Regions from separate parts of the Mus musculus genome. Here region 1 is linked to region 2. A link is a loop called in an ENCODE intact Hi-C map of the cell type or tissue named here. Cell type or tissue: left cerebral cortex. All regions are shown on one strand. Each heading gives the region's core, and the rest is flanking DNA. Links, peaks and the distances in the headings are about the cores only.

What was found. Hi-C counts contacts between places; a loop is a spot of excess contacts. Peaks named below come from ENCODE experiments on the same cell type or tissue, not always from the same donor. Only the 100,000 strongest peaks of a DNase experiment are listed, where the experiment ranks them.
Region 1: it touches region 2 in a loop (4-fold over the local background); 1 of 42 quality-filtered maps calls a loop at or near these places.

What each region holds. Positions count from the first base shown.
Region 1 is chr9:78,076,808-78,079,722 of GRCm38, forward strand. No RefSeq gene overlaps it. Among named protein-coding and RNA genes, the nearest start is that of Gcm1, 26 kb to the left of the region's middle. In left cerebral cortex, for the core only: a CTCF peak has its summit at 1,669 (motif pointing left); a DNase peak (open chromatin) is centred at 1,675.
Region 2 is chr9:77,805,473-77,808,387 of GRCm38, forward strand. It overlaps Gm34654 (a long non-coding RNA gene), which reads right to left. Exons shown (of 5, transcript XR_379642.4): 4 at 1,455-1,633. Among named protein-coding and RNA genes, the nearest start is that of Gm34654, 45 kb to the right of the region's middle. In left cerebral cortex, for the core only: a CTCF peak has its summit at 1,489; a DNase peak (open chromatin) is centred at 1,482; H3K4me3 peaks cover 233 bases; H3K27ac peaks cover 302 bases.

The DNA of each region.
Region 1 (2,915 bases), core at 277-2,776, 270 kb after region 2:
TCTTTCAGTCACGAGTATTTGTAATGTTTGGGTGGGACTAGACTGGATGTAATAGGGTTGACATGTTATTTCCCCCTGTATAACTTCTGGGAAGGACATTAGATTATCTCCTAGCCACCTCCTGCAACAGCAGTGAGTATTCATGGGTAGACCTACTGTGAACACAAAGTCACAGTCAACCAGACAACAACCACTCCCTTATGTGCTAGTCATTTTCACGAGGACAGGGGCATTGTCAGCACCGTGTGTGGTAATATTAGTTATTGTGGGTATAAGGGGGTGGGGAGTGAAAGAAGAAAGCAAACACTGTAAGTCTAGTAAGTAGTAGTATGGTGGTGGGGAGGATGGAGGGGAAGGAACGTCAATAGGAGTTGGGACTGTAGGGAGAAAGATGGGGGCGAGGGAGCTGGGGCTAAAGGTATACTAAAGAGGGAGGGAGGGGGAAGAAGGGAGGGCGAGAGAGAAGCAATAGAACCTAGGTGGCCAGCTAAAATGAAGTTGGGCATTAAATATAGAAGGTAAACTGGGCGGGGACCTAGGATGTGACAACTGTCTAGCCTAGTTGTTGGCCGTCCTCTGCACTTTCTTTAAAAACTGTGTCGGCCCAGGGATAGTGGCACTGAAGAATCTGTAAGAAGACTGGCCTTCCCATCTCTCCAGCCTGGATTTGGTCCATGCCAGTCATCAAGGAAATCAAACTGATTGAGAAAAGTAGACACTGGCATGCGGACTTGGATAGAAATGGCTCACTAGCTACTCCTAACAACAAGCCTCCGTCAATGCAAAAATCATGCATATTCCCAAGGCCTCTGGAGCCCTGGCAGTGTGAATGAGACACTGTGACCTCCTACAAAGTGGCTTCACAGGAACATCAGGGAGATGAGTGGGGTTTCTTGACACTAATCTTGTATGCTAGAAAAATAAAACAAAAACTAAGAACAAGGACAATGAAGTTTCCAACCCAAGCTTTTATCTGATGAAAGGCTGATTGTAGTGCATTTTCTTAATTAGTGATTGATGTGGGAGGGCCCAGTCCTTGTGGGAGGTGCCCCTGGACATATTGTTTCTGGGTGCTATAAGAAAGCAGGTGTATGTAGCAAGCCAGTAAGCAGTACTCCTCCATGGCCTCTGCATCAGCTCCTGCCTCCTGGTTCCTGCCCTGACATCCCTTAGTGATGGAGTATGCACTAAGAAACCTTTTCTTCCCCAAGAAGCAATGGAAACCCCTAACTAAGACAGAAGCCTTGGTGCTGATGGAGTTTCTTCAGGACTGACTGTTTCTCAGTCTGACAAACAGACATACACTCTGCCCAACACACACACACACACACACACACAGGCCAACACCACAAAGTAATATATTAAAAACCCGGACACTCTGCCCAACACACACACACACACACACACACACACACACCACACACACATCACACACACACACACACACACACACACCACACACATCACACACACACACACACACCACACACACATCACACACACATCACACAGGCCAACACCACAAAGTAATATATTAAAAACCCAGGCATACACTCTGCCCAACACACACACACACACACACACACACACACACACACACAGGCCAACACCACAAAGTAATATATTAAAAACCGGGACAGGAGTGACATCTAGTGGCAAAACCACAAGGCACTGGAATCAGGGTTTTAAAGGAATTGAGGAATTAGCCAGGAGTAGATGCCTTTAATTCCAGCAGAGGCAGGTGGATCACTGTGAGTTCCAGGTCAGCCAGGACTACACGGTGAGACCCTGTCTCAAGAAACAAATGTAACTGTTATATGAGACCTTTCATCCAACCCTCTTTGCCACTCCCAAGGTTCAGGAAACATTGTGGAAGGGGGAGCAGAATGCCTGAATTGCCTGCCTGACATTCCCACGATAGATCTATTGCTATACACGGAAACACACCCCTTCCTTCAACCCTAGGTTCGTTTCTGTCAGGATATTTTCTTTTTAGAGAAAGCAACTTTGTTTTTAGATTTATTCAGTTGGTTTTTATGTAGGTGAGTGTTTGCATGCATGTATGTGTATGTGCCGTGTTCATGCCTGGTGCCCACTGATGTCAGGTCCATGGTGCCCGAGTTACACATGGTTTTGAGTCACCTGATATAGGTACTGGAAACTGAACTCAGGTCCTTTGCAGGATCAGTATGTGTACGGACCTAACTGCTGAGCCATCTCTCCAACTTCATCTTTTAAAAATAGATTTTCTTGGAAACTATCTAAAAGTCCTTCAACTGACAAATGGATAACAAAAATGTGGCACATATATACCATGGACTACTACTCAGCTGTAAAGAAAAATGAAATCATAAAATCTACAGGTATATGAATGGAACTAAAAAAGACCATATTGAGTAAGGTAACCCAGAACCAGAATGGCAAATCTTCAGAAGTGAATACATATCCTGGAGAAAATTCAGAAACCAGAAAGTAGAAAAGGACCATTGCGGGGAGGAGAAGCGGGGAAATAGCTGGTATAAGTAATCTTGTGAGAAAATTAGTGGGCGTCTAGTTAGGGGTAGGGAGATGGTGATAAAATAAAGGTAAGGGTATCTGAGAAAGTCATAAGGAATCATACTATTATCTACCCAAACTATTGATAATCCACATGAGTCTCTGTAAACATATATTTATAGTTTAAGTTAAAAATTTCCATCTGGGCTGATGGCACTCCCTCCCTGAGCCAAAGACCACCTGATGAAAACTCTAACACCAGACAGGAGAAGCCCTCATTTGAGTTGTTGATCAGGGTTGTTCAAGAGATTCCCAAAACATTACAGATTTTGCTACTGCCCTTGGTGGCCCCCAAGAGGTGGAAGGTCCCTTTTTTATTGCTGAAGACACCATGTACTTCAGACACAAGGCCCAAAGGC
Region 2 (2,915 bases), core at 109-2,608:
CATAAAGAACACTGGATGATTTGTGGAAAATCTTAGGTTCTAGTCACCCTTCCACTGGCTCACATTTTAATTTGAAAGTGACTTAAACACCCGGTTGGTTGCTCCATGGGGGGAGAGGAGAAGGAGTGTACTTTTTATGATTCTCTGATTCCAAAGGATCAAGCAATGAAAATATGATTTCATCCCCACCTTGGCAATTAGCATCAATGTTGGTGCTGTTACTTGTTTCTTCCGACTTCCCAGGGGTCTCAGGAGCATCCTCTCTAGCAGCAGGTTGGGTGCTGACTTCACTGGGTTTTGAGCAAGTTTACCCGCAACACTTTTCGTCATGCATAAGGTTGCCCAAAGGCAAAGTCAGTGTCAGATAATAGCAACAAAGCAGTCCTTCACTGAATAATTTCCAAATACCAATGACTGAGACAGTCTGTGTCACTTAATCAAGACAAAACGTAGTGAAATGAATTGTCAGTGGTGCGTGTGTGTGTGTGTGTGTGTGTGTGTGTGTGTGTGTGTGCATGACATGCCAACCCAGGGCCTCAGTCAGAGCTCTACTGCTGAGCTGGAGATATCCCAGAGGGTCACTACATTTGTGGCTTAGAAGACTGAAATGTCTGGTCTGTAGGTTAAATCAGGCTAGTAGTCTTCCATTGCTTTGAGAAACACAGAGAAAACCCACTCAGATTCTTTGGGCCTGTAGATTCACAGGGTTCCATCCACTTTGTTTCTGGGCCATCATGAGACAGCATCATGGCTGGGCATGTGCTAGAGCAAAGCCACTCACCTGGTGACAGGCAGAAGGTGGCCCTCTCTCCAAGCAGGGGTGAAGAGAGACATAGCCTTCAGTGGCCCTCTCCCTAGCAGGGGTGAGGGGAGACATAGCCTTCAGTGGCACTCTCCCCGAGCAGGGGTGAGGGGAGACATAGCCTTCAGTGGCACTCTCCCGAGCAGGGGTGAAGGGAGACATAGTCTTCAGTGGCACTCTCCCCGAGCAGGGGTGAGGGGAGACATAGCCTTCAGTGGCACTCTCCCGAGCAGGGGTGAGGGGAGATGGAGCACTCTCTCTTTATGTAGCCTACTTCCTCCAGGGAGGGCCTATATGCTAATAGCCCTTATCTATGAACTTACCGACAGACTCACCTACTTTCTGTAGATGAGTTTAGAACATTCCTGATCTATTCACCTCACTGGGCCCCACTCTAAGCATTACTGCATTTGGGAGTCAAGCCTTCACTATATGGATCTTTGGAGACTCTTCCTATTTAAAGTCCTTCAGACACACCTGCTGAAGCTATCTACCCCTCCAGAGCCTTTCCACAGGCAGGTTGTGTCCTTATGGTTTTTGATAAATTATAACTTTCATAGTACTTGAGTTGAACGACATAACGTAAAATTAACGTGCTCACTTTCACTTCTGAACGTGGACATTAGAGACGAGAACAAAGCTTTCTAAGTACCTTGAAATTCCAGCAGTGCCCCCATGGTGGCGGTATAACACCACCATGTCAATATGCCTGCAGTCTTCCAGGCTCAGGACCTCACCTACAGGCAAAGGCACAAACTCCAGAACCCAGGGAACCGCAAAATCAGGTTACTCTGAAGGAGACAAAGGGTCTCATGCATCTGGGTTAATAACCTTAGAAACAAAGAAACACAACTCACTTTCCAGACAGAGGAAACAGTTTCTTACAGGGACACAAAGCGTCTACTTGGTGAGAGCGCCCTTTTCATAAGTACTGGACAGCAGCCAGCAGCAAACACAATAGCCCTGTCTACAAATGTTTTTCCCATTTCCTCGGCCCCCTGAAAGCAAGCATTTGAGAATAAATAGTTCAGTTCTCCTTTCCTGGATGGCCCCTATGGCTGTAAACAAAAGGACAACTGGACCATAGAAATGTCACATATTTGTCTTGGCTGTGTATGACCTTATGAGCCCCTGCCTGGGAATTACACTAACAGCCAAAAAACATGATTCAGTCAAGGTTCTCAAAGTGCTTTATGGAGAGTAATGAACATACCTCTGGAACCCTAAACATACCAGGCCATAAGCATTTACTGAGTTATAGCCAAGTCCAATAGTCACTCAGCGCAAGTTGGGTCTTTGTTGTTGTAGTGGTTTGATTCTACACACACACACACACACACACACACACATACACACACACACGTTTTTTATTAGATATTTTCTCATTTACATTTCAAATGCTATCCCAAAAGTCCCCTATACCCTCCCCCCCGCTCTGCTCCCCTACCCATTTAATCTCACTTCTCGGCCCTGGCGTTCCCCTGTACTGGAGCATATAAAGTTTGCAATACCAAGGAACTTCTCTTCCCAATGATGGCTGACTAGGCCATCTTCTGATACATATGTAGCTAGAGACACGAGCTCCGGGGTACTGATTAGTTCATATTGTTGTTCCACCTATAGGGTTGCAGACCCCTTCAGCTCCTTGGGTACTTTCTCTAGCTCCTATATTGGGGGCCCTGTGTTCCATCCAATAGATGACTGTGAGCATCCACTTCTGTATTTTCCAGGCACTGGCATAGCCTCATAGGAGACAGCTATACCAGGGTTCCTTAAGCAAAATCTTGCTGGCATATGCAATAGTGCCTGCATTTGGTGGCTGATTCTTTAGCAATTGGAACCATTTACTGATCAACAGAATTAGCTTCCATAGGTCTTCCTTTTACCCCATGACTCTTGGACATGGCTGGCTAGACTAGAGGCAAATGCTTAACGCAGGAGAGGCACCTCAGAGCCACTGAGGGTCTGGCCTTTGAGAGTCAGCTAGCACACAGGCACGGGATACTACTTCCAGCAATGGGGAGATGTTAGGGAGATAAACTCAGGACTCCTGAGGCTGAGGTCAGGGTTGTCCAACTGTCCTTATATTCTAAAGGGCTGACAAATGTCCTAC